2 separate regions of the Homo sapiens genome follow, and region 1 is linked to region 2. Evidence: chromatin loops called from intact Hi-C (ENCODE). Cell type or tissue: Caco-2. All regions are shown on one strand. Links, peaks and the distances in the headings refer to the core of each region. The heading gives the core; the rest is flanking DNA. Region 1 has its middle 17 kb from the start of PLCXD3. Region 2 has its middle 130 kb from the start of PLCXD3.

Region 1 (2,922 bases), core at 162-2,661, 110 kb before region 2:
ACCCTGGGTAACTCAGAATGTCACTTTATGTGGAAATAGGATCACTACAGAGGTCATCAAGTAGAAACGAGGTCATTAGGATAGACTTTAATCCAATATGACTGCTGTCCTAAAAGGGAAATATGTCCAAAGAAACACACAGAGTGAAGATGATGTGAAGACACGCAGGGAGAAAAGTCATATGACTGGAGTGATGATACACCTGCAAGCCAAAGAATGCCAAAGGTTGCTGGCAAACACCTGTCAACGAAGAGTCAAACTCTGTAAAATATTTGAAGAGATTTACTCTAAGCTAAATATGAATGACTATGGCCTGTGACACAGCCATCAGGAGATCCTAAGAGCGTGTGCCCAAAGTGGTTAGGGAAGAGCCGGGTTTTATACATTTTGGGGAGACATGAAACATCAACCAAATACATTTAAGATGTACTTTGGTTTGGTTCAAAAAGGCAAGACAACTTGAGGAGGTGGCTTTCAGGCTAAGGTAAATTTCAACATTTTTTGTTTGACAATTGGTTGAGTTTATATAAAGGCCTGAGATCAATAGAAAAGAAATGTTTGGGTTAGGATAAGGGATTGTGGAGGTCAAAGTTTTATTGTGCAGAGGAAGCCTTAACATAGTAGACTTCAGGGAAAATAGGTTATAAAATGTTTCTTATCAGACATAAAAGGGCACCTGGCTCTTAGCTGATTATCTCCTGGATCTGGAAAGTGAAAAAAAAAAAGAGAAAAGGGGATTCTCTACAGAATGTAGGTTTTTCCCACAAGAGACGACTTTGCAGGCCAATTTCAAGATAAGACAATAAAATATATTTGGGGTTGCTTATTTGTTGTGTGATGTTATGCCAAAGTCAGGTTCGAAAGTAGGACATGTTATACAGGGTTAAATAAAACTCCTCTGATGAGACTTTAGGGTTTGTAGGGCGTGCTCACCAAACCCCTTAAGAAGGAATTTGAGCAAGATAAGATTAAGAAAAAAAGGTCAGAGTTTAGTCTTCACACCAAAGCTAGAAGAGGACAGGAAGTATTCTCTCCTAGAGCCGATGGAGAGAGCATGGCCTTGCCAACACCTTGATTTCAGACTTCCAGTCCCTAGAACCATGAGATAATACATTTCTGTTGTTTTAAATCACTCTGACTTAACAATATGGATAACCCTCAAAAATTTTATGTTAGCAGAAAAAAACGCCAGAAGACACAAAAGAGCACATGCCATATTATCCCCTTTATATAAAGATAATAGTAAAAATGACCATATAACTCTTTTTCACATCCACACGTTTTGCAATTTTTTTTTAACCATCCATCAAGAGGTGGCCAATTGTCCACTTCTTCAATCTGGACTGGAATGTGACTTTTGTCAATAGAATGCAGTGGGAGTAATCGTGCCCCAGTTCTCAGACAAGATTCTTCACATACCCAACTCTGTCTCTGAACCATATCCAGGCACCATGTGAGCAGTCCCAAAATAGTCTGCTGACGTGTCAGAGGCACTCAAACCAGAGTGATTCCATCTTAAATAGGGGCTGGGTAAAATAAGACTGAGACCTGCTTGGCTGCATTCCCAGGAAGTTAGGCATTCTTAGTCACAGGATGAGATAGAGGTTGGCTCAAGATACAGGCCACAAAGACCTTGCTGATAAAACAGTTTGCGGTAAAGAAGCCAGCCAAAACCTACCAAAACCAAGATGGTGATGAAAGTGATCTCTGGTCGTCCTCACTGCTCATTATATGCTAACTATAATGCATTCACATGCTAAAAGACACTCCCACGAGTGTCATGACAGTTTACAAATGCCATAGCAATGTCAGGAAGTTACTTTATTTGGCCTAAAAAGGGAGGAACCCTCAGTTCTGGGAACTGCCCACTCCTTTCTGAGAAAACTCATGAATTATTCACCCCTTGTGATATGGTTTGACTGTGTCCCCACCCAAATCTCATCTTGAATTGAACCTCCCATAATTCCCATGTGTTGTGGGAGGGACCAGGTGGGAGATAATTGAATCATGAGGGCAGTTTACACCATACTGTTCTTATGGTAGTGAATACGTCTCATAAGATCTGATGGTTTTATAAATGGAAACTCCTTTTGCTTTGTTCCCATTATCTCTTGTCTGCTGCCATTCAAGACATGCCTTTCGCCTTTTGCAGTGATTGTGAGGCCTCCCCAGCCATAGGGAACTGTGAGTCCCTTAAATCTCTTTTTCTTTATAAATTACCCAGTCTCGGGTATGTCTTTATCAGCAGCATGAAAACAGACTAATACATCTTGTTTAGCATATAATCAAGAAGTAACTATAAGTATACTCAGTCGAGCAGACCATGCCACTGCTCTGCCTATGGAGTAGCCATTGTTTTGCTTCTTTACTTTCTTAATAAACTTGCTTTCACTTTACTCTGTAGACTCATCCTGAATTATTTCTTGCATGAGATCCAAGACCCTCTCTTGAGGTCTGGATCAGGACCTCTTTCCAATAATAGAAGGATGAGAAACCATATAAAGTAGAGATAAAATGTCATAACCAAGGCCATCCTGGAGCTGCAGACTTAGCAGTTAATCACAAATACTTGAGTGAGCCCAAAAGAAACAAGAACCACACAAACGAATTCAGACCAAATTGCTGATCCATTTATTTGTGAATTAAATAAGGAGTTGTTTTAAGTTATTGAGTTTTGAGGTTTGTATGTAGCAGCAATTAACTAATGAAGTAAAGAAACAAGCCAAGTAAAATCTGACAATAAACATCATAAAAGTGAATAGTTAAAGCAGTCTTGAGCAAAATAAAACAAAAGAACAAGAAAACAAAGCTAAATGCATTACACTATCTGATTTCAAAATATACTACAAAGCCATAGTAATCAAAACAGCATGATACTGGCTTAAAAACAGACATATAGACAAATGGAACATAATGTAAGGC
Region 2 (2,922 bases), core at 299-2,798:
GCAGTCCATGGTACTGGGGAGAATGAGCAGCATTATTCAATAAGCCTAGGGCATCTTTTTATCCAGAGCTCCCTGAACGAAATGGCCAGGGCTGGGAAAAAAGACAGCAATACTGGACATTAACGGGAAGCCATGCAAGGATTAGTTTGGATGGAGAATTGCTAGAAAAGACCATACTCCATAAGAAAGCCAGGTTCCCATGACCTAGGATGCCTGCTTTTTCTTACTCATTCATGAGTGAGCCTTTGTTCATAACTATGAATATCACTGCAGGCGACCCTGTATGAAAAACGACAGACTGGCATGAAGATAAGAAGATTCTCCCCACTGGATATCCCACTGTTTATTGCCAGCTAACAGATGTTTACTCAAATCTCCAGAATTTACTTATTTTTGAGATGGAGTCTTGCTCTGTCACCCAGGCTGGAGGGCAGTGGCACTATTTTGGCTCACTTCAACCTCTACCTCCCGGGTTCCAGAGATTCTCCTGCCTCAGCCTCCTGGGTAGCTGGGATTACAGGCACATGCCACCACACCGGGCTAATTTTCGTATTTTTCATAGAGATGGGGTTTCTTCATGTTGGCCAGGCTGGCCTCAAACTCCTGACCTCAAGGAATCTGCCCCCTTTGGCCTTCTGAAGTGCTGGGATTACAAGCGTGAGCCACCGTGCCCGGCCTCAAATCTCCAGAATTTAAAAGGGATTTCCTGCTGTTCCTGTTGTGCCTTCCACCCTGCCCACTCAGCCTCAGGCCACTGCAGGCTGAGGCCTCTCTCCTGAGAGCGGCTTCCTGCTCAGTTGATGAATAGTCAGGCAAGGCTGAAGCAGTAGCCCCCGCCCACAGACCACGGTTTCCAGACTGATAAACGCAAATTCTCTTGTAACTCATTTCTCTTCTTCCTGTTTGAAAGAGTGAAGATATAATGTAGGCACATCTTTTGTTGTTGTTGTTGTTTAAGGCTGTTTTCACGCTTGGTGCTTGTTGTGTGTAGGCAGGACTAATAACTGTGAGCTTGTTTTGAGAGGGATCTCCTTGTAAAGGTTGAGGAGGAAAAAACAACTCAAATAACCCCAGAATATGTGAGGAGATTATGATGTGGATGAGTTCCATAGATTAAGGTCTCCTCTCCTGGAAACTAGGAAACTTATTGAAATTACAAAGGTCAAAATCCAGAGACATTATCTTTTGCAGAGGTCTTTCGCCTTTCCTGATTTAATATCTGCCACCTAGTGAGAGGTTGAGGAACAGGCATCGCAGAAATTGAACATTCACGGCTATTTTCAGGCTACAATGGCTCCCTAAGGCTGAGAGTAAAAAGGAAATTGTCGAAAAGAGATATGGCAGCAACATGGGAGAAACAGCTCTTGAAGCTTTCTGAAGGCCTTAAACCCCACTTCCAATTCCCCTTCTGAACAAGTACAAACCGTCCTAGGCCCCCATCTCCTCTACCTCCTTTATTCTTCCTTCTCCCCTTCCTCTTTCTTTTCCTTTTTCTATTCCTACCACAAAGCCCAAGTGGCAGATGATCATTTTCAGGCCCTAGCACAATAGACAGACACTTAGTCCCTTTCCTCACACTCTCCACCCTGACGCCTCAAATGCAGTGGCTTTTTTCATGAGCTTCTGCACATCTGAAGGAAGAGTATCAATCAGGACCGAGGCCATAGATAACGTATTAGTAACGTTCTTCTTGTACAATATTCAGAAAATGTCTTCATCTAGGACTCAAGGCAGAAATATATAAATATGATTAAAAGGAGGTTAACCCATCTTAATGGAAACCAGATTAATTGCTGTATTAGTCAAGATTCTCCAGAGAAACAGAACAAATAGAATGTATATACAGAAAGAAAAAGATTATTATAAAGAATTGGCTCTTACAATTATGGAGACTGACAAGTCCCAAGATCTGCAAGATAAGTCAGACCCGGGAACCCAGAAGAGCTAATGTTGTAGATCCAGTCTGAGTTCAAAGGCCTAAGTATCAAGAGATCTATTTGCTTAGTTTCGGTCCCAGGAAGAGCTGATGTCTCAGTTCAAATAGAAAAAAGCCAATGACCCAGTTCAAAGGTAGTTTGGCACGAGGAATTCTCTCTTACTCAGGAAAGGGTCAGCTCTTTGTTCTATTCAGGCCTTCAACTGACTACATGAGGCCCATCCACATTAGGGATGAGTAATCTGCTTTACTTAATGTGCTCTACTTAATTAAGATTTAAATCTTAATCTCATCCAAAAGCACGCCCATAATAATAATTATTTAAATTAATTAAATAATAATATTTGACTGAATGTCTGGGCACCCCATGACCCAGTCAAGTTGATACATAAAATTAACCAACCCAATTTCCCAAAAGCTGGGTTTTCATAAATCTGACTCATAAAATACAGTAAGTGGACCATTAGTCCACTTATTTTTTATCAGTATGAAATCCTTTTTCAGGAGCTATTCACTGGAGTTTTAAGAAAAATAGTTGCCTGACACACCACTAATCTAGAGGTCATATCCAGAGTGACATCATTTTATGAGAGATGACCACTGGTAAAGTGGTATATGTTTCCCAACTGTCACATAAATGGGAAAGGTGGGCCTGTTTCCTTTCTGAAGGTATTTCAATGAGGGGTTTTGTTATAAGAATATCTTTCTAACCTCCAGAGAGCCCAGCACACTCCAAAGGTAAGGAATGGCATGATGAGCAAATTCAATCCATTTAATTCTTCTATTCCATGACTTCTAATTGGTTATGTTAAACTGGGAATGCACCTCAGCTCAGGGTTATGATTAGCCTCACAGATTGCTTTGTAGATGAAAGTCCTCAGAACTTTCCTATTAATAGTCCTCTATGGAGGGTATTGATCTTTGTGAGAAAACTGCTTGCATCCTGATGCATGCAAAACTTATGGCTTTTATTTTTATCTGTACCT

Evidence for each region. Peaks named below come from ENCODE experiments on the same cell type or tissue, not always from the same donor. Only the 100,000 strongest peaks of a DNase experiment are listed, where the experiment ranks them.
Region 1: it touches region 2 in a loop (12-fold over the local background); 3 of 110 quality-filtered maps call a loop at or near these places.

The regions. Positions count from the first base shown.
Region 1 is chr5:41,525,864-41,528,785 of GRCh38, forward strand. No RefSeq gene overlaps it. Among named protein-coding and RNA genes, the nearest start is that of PLCXD3, 17 kb to the left of the region's middle. In Caco-2, for the core only: no CTCF peak of the experiment used is centred there; DNase peaks (open chromatin) are centred at 268, 988 and 1,488.
Region 2 is chr5:41,636,846-41,639,767 of GRCh38, forward strand. No RefSeq gene overlaps it. Among named protein-coding and RNA genes, the nearest start is that of PLCXD3, 130 kb to the left of the region's middle. In Caco-2, for the core only: a CTCF peak has its summit at 1,259 (motif pointing left); DNase peaks (open chromatin) are centred at 746 and 1,976.